2 separate regions of the Homo sapiens genome follow, and region 2 is linked to region 1. A link is an interaction called in ENCODE POLR2A ChIA-PET data of the cell type or tissue named here. Cell type or tissue: OCI-LY7. All regions are shown on one strand. Links, peaks and the distances in the headings refer to the core of each region. The heading gives the core; the rest is flanking DNA.

Region 1 (2,907 bases), core at 209-2,708:
CTCTGCTCAGGGCAATATGTGATAGATTCAAGGAAAATTTATATTCAAAATTGGACAGGGCTGTGACTCTTAAAGGGATAAACACTCCTTTATTGGAGCACCAGGTTTCTCCTCCATCTGAGCTGGGGGTGGAGATTTTGCTGTGCCCAGCTCCATATCCAACAAGTTCCTCAGCTCTCCTGAAGCACTGTTAGAGGAGAGAAGAGAATTGGGCCCTGACCTGAAGCCTGCATCAGTGACCAGTCCAGGCTAGTGACCCATCAAGCCCCGGGAGCCCTTGTACCTTCACTGTTCAACCTCAGCACCTGTGCCCCTTCTCTCTTTTCTCTTTATTCTGCCTTCTCATTCTCTCTCCACCTCTCCTATTTCTCCTCTCCATTCTACCCACAGCCACCCCACCCACCCACTGCCATCCTGTAGGACTTTGTGCAATGATGGAGATGTTCTGCATTTATGCTGCCCAATACAGTAGTAATGAGCCATGTGGCTATGGAGCACCTGAAATGTAGCTAGGGCAACCGAGGAACTTCATCTTTGACTTTCATTTGTTTTAATTATTTAATTATTTTATTTTATTTTATTTATTTTATTTATTTTGAGATGGAGTTTCGCTCTTGCTGCCGAGGCTGGAGTGCAATGGCGCAGTCTCGGCTCACTGCAACCTCCGCCTCTCAGGTTCAAGCGATTCTCCTGCCTCAGCCTCCCAAGTAGCTGGGATTACAGGTGTGCACCACCACACCTGGCTGATTTTTTGTATTTTTAGTAGAAATGGGGTTTCACCATGGCTGGGCTGATCTTGAACTTCTGACCTCAGGTGATTCGCCCGCCTTGGCCTCCCAGAATGCTGGGATAACAGGTGTGAGCCACTGCACCTGGCCTATTTATTTTTTGAGACAGGGTTTTTCTCTGTTGCCCAGGCTGGAGTGAAGTGGCATGATCACAGCTCACTACAGCCTCGACCTCTCTCGGCTCAAGCAAACCTCCTGCCTCAGCCTTCCAAGTAGCTGGGACTACAGGCATGCACCACCCACCCAACTAATTTTTGAAAATTTTTTGTAGAGATGGGGTCTCACTGTGTTGCCCAGGCTGGTTCCAAACTCCTGGGTTTAAGTGATCCTCCCACCTCTGCCTCACAAAGTGCTGGGATTGTAGACGTGAGCCACTGTGACCAGCTTCATTTTCATTTAAATAGCTACATGTGGCTAGCAGTTACCGCTTCTGGAGAGCACAGTGACCCTGGAGGAGCTCCAATGGGTCCCCAGGCTGCTCACTGGCCTGTTGGTCTGGATGACCACAGGCATTCATTTATTGTACATGCAACTGTTATTAAGCACCTACTGTGTACCAAGCAGAAAAAGATTATCTTGTGAAATACTTCAGTGAGCTCTCAGTCCCTTCCTTCTCTGTTTTTCCTTCCTTTCATCAGCAAATCCTGGCTGCCTGCCAAGCGCTCAGTGCTGTATGACAATGGTGCATGAACTGCAGTGAGCCTCAGGATCACTTCAGGGACCTGTTTAAAAAATGCAGAACTGGCAGTGTGCGGTGGCTCACACCTGTAATCCTAGCACTTTCGGAGGCTGAGGCGGGCAGATCATGAGGTTAGGAGATCGAGACCATCTTGGCCAACATGGTGAAACCCTGGCTGTACTAAAAACACAAAAACTAGCTGGGCATGATGGCATGCGCCTGTAATCCCAGCTACTCGGGAGGCTGAGGCAGGAGAATTGCTTGAACCAGGGAAGTGGAGGTTGCAGTGAGCCGAGATTGCGCCACTGTACTCCAGCCTGGCGACAGAGCGAGACTCTGTCTCAAAAAAAAAAAAAAAAGCAGAACCCCCTTTCCCACCCCCACCCATTAGATCTACTGAGCCAGAATCTCCAGGGCAGGCCCAGCATCAGAGCCTCCCACAGGAGAATCTATTCCCACAGGGAATACTAAACCAATGGCAGATGCTTTTCTACCAACAGCTTATACTTTAGAAGGTGTGATCAAAAAAAAAAAAAAAAAAGGCCAGTAAATGGTGAGCTCTTTTTACAAACAGCTATTCCCCAAGAACTGTCTGAAAATGCCCTAGAGAGAACTAATACCTTAAGCCTTTTTATGGTGACATCTTAAGGGAATGTCTTTGGCAGATGTTTTTCCTGCCATGGAGTCAAATAGCAGAGTGGTTAGGAACCAGGCCTGCAGGGGCAGATCTGGCCTCAGGTCCTGCCTGTGTGACCTTGACAGGGCTGATCCCTATCTGTAAAACAGAGATAATCGTCTCTGGCTTCCATGTCACAACAGTTCATTATGAGAGTGGATCACGGGGAGATCAGGACAAGTTTCAGAAAGCTGAGAACCTTAGGGTCTCAGGTACCTCAAGGCCAGGAGGGACCCAGCCCTTCAAGAGTCCCTTGAACAAAGGGCACTTAGACCCTTAAGGCTTTAGTTTGGGATGTTTTCAGCTTGGAAAATATTGTTCTAATTTTATTCCAGTCCAACTGGAATACATTTAGAACATGCATAGATCTGGTTCCAATTCAAACTGGTTCATTGGGTACTTCTTGGGTTAAAGAAAATTGACAAATAAGGAATCGGTAAAAAAAAAAATCATCATCATCATATCTGAGTTCAGGGTTGAACTTTTCAGTTGGAAAGTTGTGATTCTTTGGTTCAGTTCAAGTACCTGTTTACAAATTAACTGTACAAGCATTTATTTAGCACCTAGTTTTGTTCCAAGAATAAACCAGGTATGAGACAGTTGCAAGGAATTTCTGCTCACCTGTGGAAAGAGACAACTAAAGAATCATAATCCCCTTAACGACCAAACAAGCAAAATCCTAGGGACGCCCACTAGGGAGCAAAAGGTTCTGGGGGAGGGTGGCCAGCAGACACACAGAGGAGGGGTGATGTGTGAGCTGGGTG
Region 2 (2,907 bases), core at 309-2,808, 200 kb after region 1:
CCAGTGAAAGGCACTGCTGTTGTCCTGACCACAGCTCCGCCCCTGCCTCAATGGTCTGGAGGCTTCAAACAAACTCCCAGCCACAGGGCCCCTCCCAGGCTGCTGATGAACCATATGGATGGGCTGTGGGCTCCAGCAGGGCACAGGCTGAGTGGTGGGGTAGGGGAAGGGAGATTTACTGCCATGGTGGGGTGAGGAGCTCCAGAGGTCATCCGGGCCACCCCCTGCCCCATGCAGAAGGTGCTTCCAGAGTCAGTATTTGACTGGGGGTGGGTGGGGGGAAGGGTGGTAATGACCATGGTGGGAGAGGAGGAAGGACCCCTGGGCTGGGGTGAGGCCAAAGAGGGAAAACAGGTTCCTCCTTTCCCTTCGAAGTTCCAGGTGTGGACTCCATACCCCAGGGGTTCTGATCTAGCTAAGAACAGGCAAGGCCAAAGGGCAAACATTGACTTAAACTTATCACCTTGACTGATTCAGGCCCATGTTCCATCGAGTTTCTGCTCAGCAATGAACTGCACGTTCACAGTCGTAATCCTTAGAGTGCCTGGGATTTTCTTGTTTTCTATGTTCCAGGAACTGCTTTCAATCCTGATATGCACTGTCTCATTTAGTACTCCTAACAACTCTAACGTCACCCCATCATGCAGATGAAGAAACTGACATACAGAAAGATCACTCACTTTGCAAAGGCACACAGCTTATAAGTAGTGGAGCTGGGATTTGAACCTAGGCAGGAATGCGGCTCCTGAGTCCAGGCTCTTGACAGTGCCCACCGCTGGGCTTAGACACTAAGAGCATCTGCTGAGTGAGGCTCAGGTTCAAACTGACCCAGACAGCCTGGATCCCCAGGACTAGGGACCAATCGTGACTTGGGAGGGAGGCTGAAAAACAGGCCTGAGGCTTGCACCCCCTCCCAAACGCCAGGAACAGGCAGACTGCTCCGCCGGCACCTCCCCTGTCTCCCTGCAGTGCTCTCTGAGCTCCTTCAGCTGGCTGGTTGGATCACTCACTGATGCTGTGCGGGGTCTGTACAGGTATATCCAGCCCTGCAAAGGAGGAAGAATGATGGGCTTTGGGATGAGGGAGAACCTCAAGGATCTCGGATGAGTGATTCAAACTCTCCTAGCCTCAGCTTCCTTATTCATAAACCCTGGCGGGGTTGCTGTGAGGATGAACCTACGTAAGTCTCCAGCCAAATGGGTGGGGGCAGTGGTTCTCAGCTGTGGCTGCATGTTGGGCTCACTCGGGAAGCTTTAAACAATGTTGATGCGGGGGTCCTACCCATAAGATGGTGACACAATTTGCTTGGGGCATAGCCTGGGCATTGGCATTTTCCAAATCTCCCCAGGTGCAGCCAAGCAAGGTACCCCATAGAAATTTGGTAAATGGCAGCTGTTGATACTGTTTACCAAAGGCACGGAGGTCAGAGCTAGTTCATGGCAAAGCCAAGCTCACAGCCTGGTTTGGACTCCCAGGGAGTCTGTTAAGAATCCCCAGATCCCTTCCCCTGGGTTTGGTCTCTGGGGAGTCTCACTTTTGAAAGCCTTTTGCTTTCCTTGATGGTCTTGTGGCTGGGTCCAGCTCTTCCGCCCATTTCAGAGGAAACTGTGAACTGTCTTCAGGTAGGCAGGGGGCAGGTTTCTGTAGGATGCCTGACTGCAGGGGTGGAAATGCTCCCCAGCCTGAGATGTGAGGAGTTCCTCCAGCAGTGCAGGCCGCAGTGGTGGGAGCCTCATGACACATCAAGGCCATCTAGCCTATTTTGTGAAACGGCATCCCAAGTCAGGTTTCATTTCTGCAAATTATTTTTCTAATTTTGTAGCCACTTAGAGCAACCACAGCTGAGTTTCGGTTTGGAGCCTCTAAGAGTCAGAAACGTCAATAGACTGTGGTTCCTTCTGCCTTTCTGTGAGCTTTTCTTCATGAAAGAAAGAGAGGGAAGGAAGGAGGGAAAAGAGAGAGGAAGGAAGGAAGGAAAGAAAGAAGGAAGGAAGGACAAAAGAGAAGGAAGAAGGAAGATGGGATGGTAGGAAAAGAGAAAAGAAATTCACCCTAGTGCCTGTTTTTTCCAGAAACAAAGAACTAGAGGCAAAACTGGCCAGAGTGCAAAACTCCATGCTCACGCATGCAGCAAGGCTGAGGGCTGGGCTCTCCCGGGTTTGCTTCTCAGGAACTAGGGGGAAGATGTCTAATGTGGCCATTCCTGGGAGTGTGGATGACAGCGAGGGTTTCCTCCAGCATGTGTGAGAGGAGTTATTCACATGTACACGTGCATGAATGTGCATACATGTTTCTCTGCCCAGCGGTCCTCCTGCTTGTGGTGCTGATGCATGTTAACTGCTCTACAGGTAGTCCCCCCACCTCTCTCTCTGTCTCTCTCTTTTTGCTGACCACTCATGGATCATCCCCTGACCCTTAGGCCCCACTGCCACAGAGTTGAGGCTGCCCACACCTCTCCTGGCTCTCCCAGGAGGCTCCAATAGGACACCCCCAGTGGGGTGCTTTGCTCCTCCCAGGGTCCTTATCCTGCCCTCCTCCATCCTGCTGCAGAGAGAGAGCCAAAGATGCCAACCAGGAGACATCACCTCCATCCTTACAAACCTTTGGTGGTGCCCCAGAGACCAAAGGGTATGGTCCCTCCGACCAGGTAGGGCAAACAGTGCCCCTCCCAAGCTGGTTCTGGCCCACACTCTCTCCTCCCACCTCAGCCCCCAGTGCACACTATACTCGGGAACAACCCCTTCTTTTGCTGTACATGATTCTTGTCTGCTTCTTGCCTCTGCTCATGCTCCTGTATTCGCCTAGACAATGCCCTTCTGCACGTTTCTTTGTTTGGCACCCCCAGCCCAGGTGCTGGGACTCAGGCCTGTGTTCCTCTCTCTGTGAGACACCCTCATGTGAGTTCTC

The links. ChIA-PET counts read pairs that join two places held together with the same protein. Peaks named below come from ENCODE experiments on the same cell type or tissue, not always from the same donor. Only the 100,000 strongest peaks of a DNase experiment are listed, where the experiment ranks them.
Region 2: POLR2A ChIA-PET joins it to region 1 with 7 read pairs; 1 of 35 experiments calls an interaction of 5 or more read pairs at or near these places.

The regions. Positions count from the first base shown.
Region 1 is chr18:48,982,477-48,985,383 of GRCh38, reverse strand. No RefSeq gene overlaps it. Among named protein-coding and RNA genes, the nearest start is that of SMAD7, 33 kb to the right of the region's middle. RefSeq lists an enhancer at 1,035-1,536. In OCI-LY7, for the core only: no CTCF peak of the experiment used is centred there; a DNase peak (open chromatin) is centred at 1,463.
Region 2 is chr18:48,784,221-48,787,127 of GRCh38, reverse strand. The region is part of intron 9 of CTIF (cap binding complex dependent translation initiation factor); the gene reads right to left. Among named protein-coding and RNA genes, the nearest start is that of CTIF-AS1, 56 kb to the left of the region's middle. RefSeq lists an enhancer at 1,626-1,825. In OCI-LY7, for the core only: a CTCF peak has its summit at 1,635; a DNase peak (open chromatin) is centred at 1,777; H3K4me3 peaks cover 1,965 bases; H3K27ac peaks cover 2,337 bases.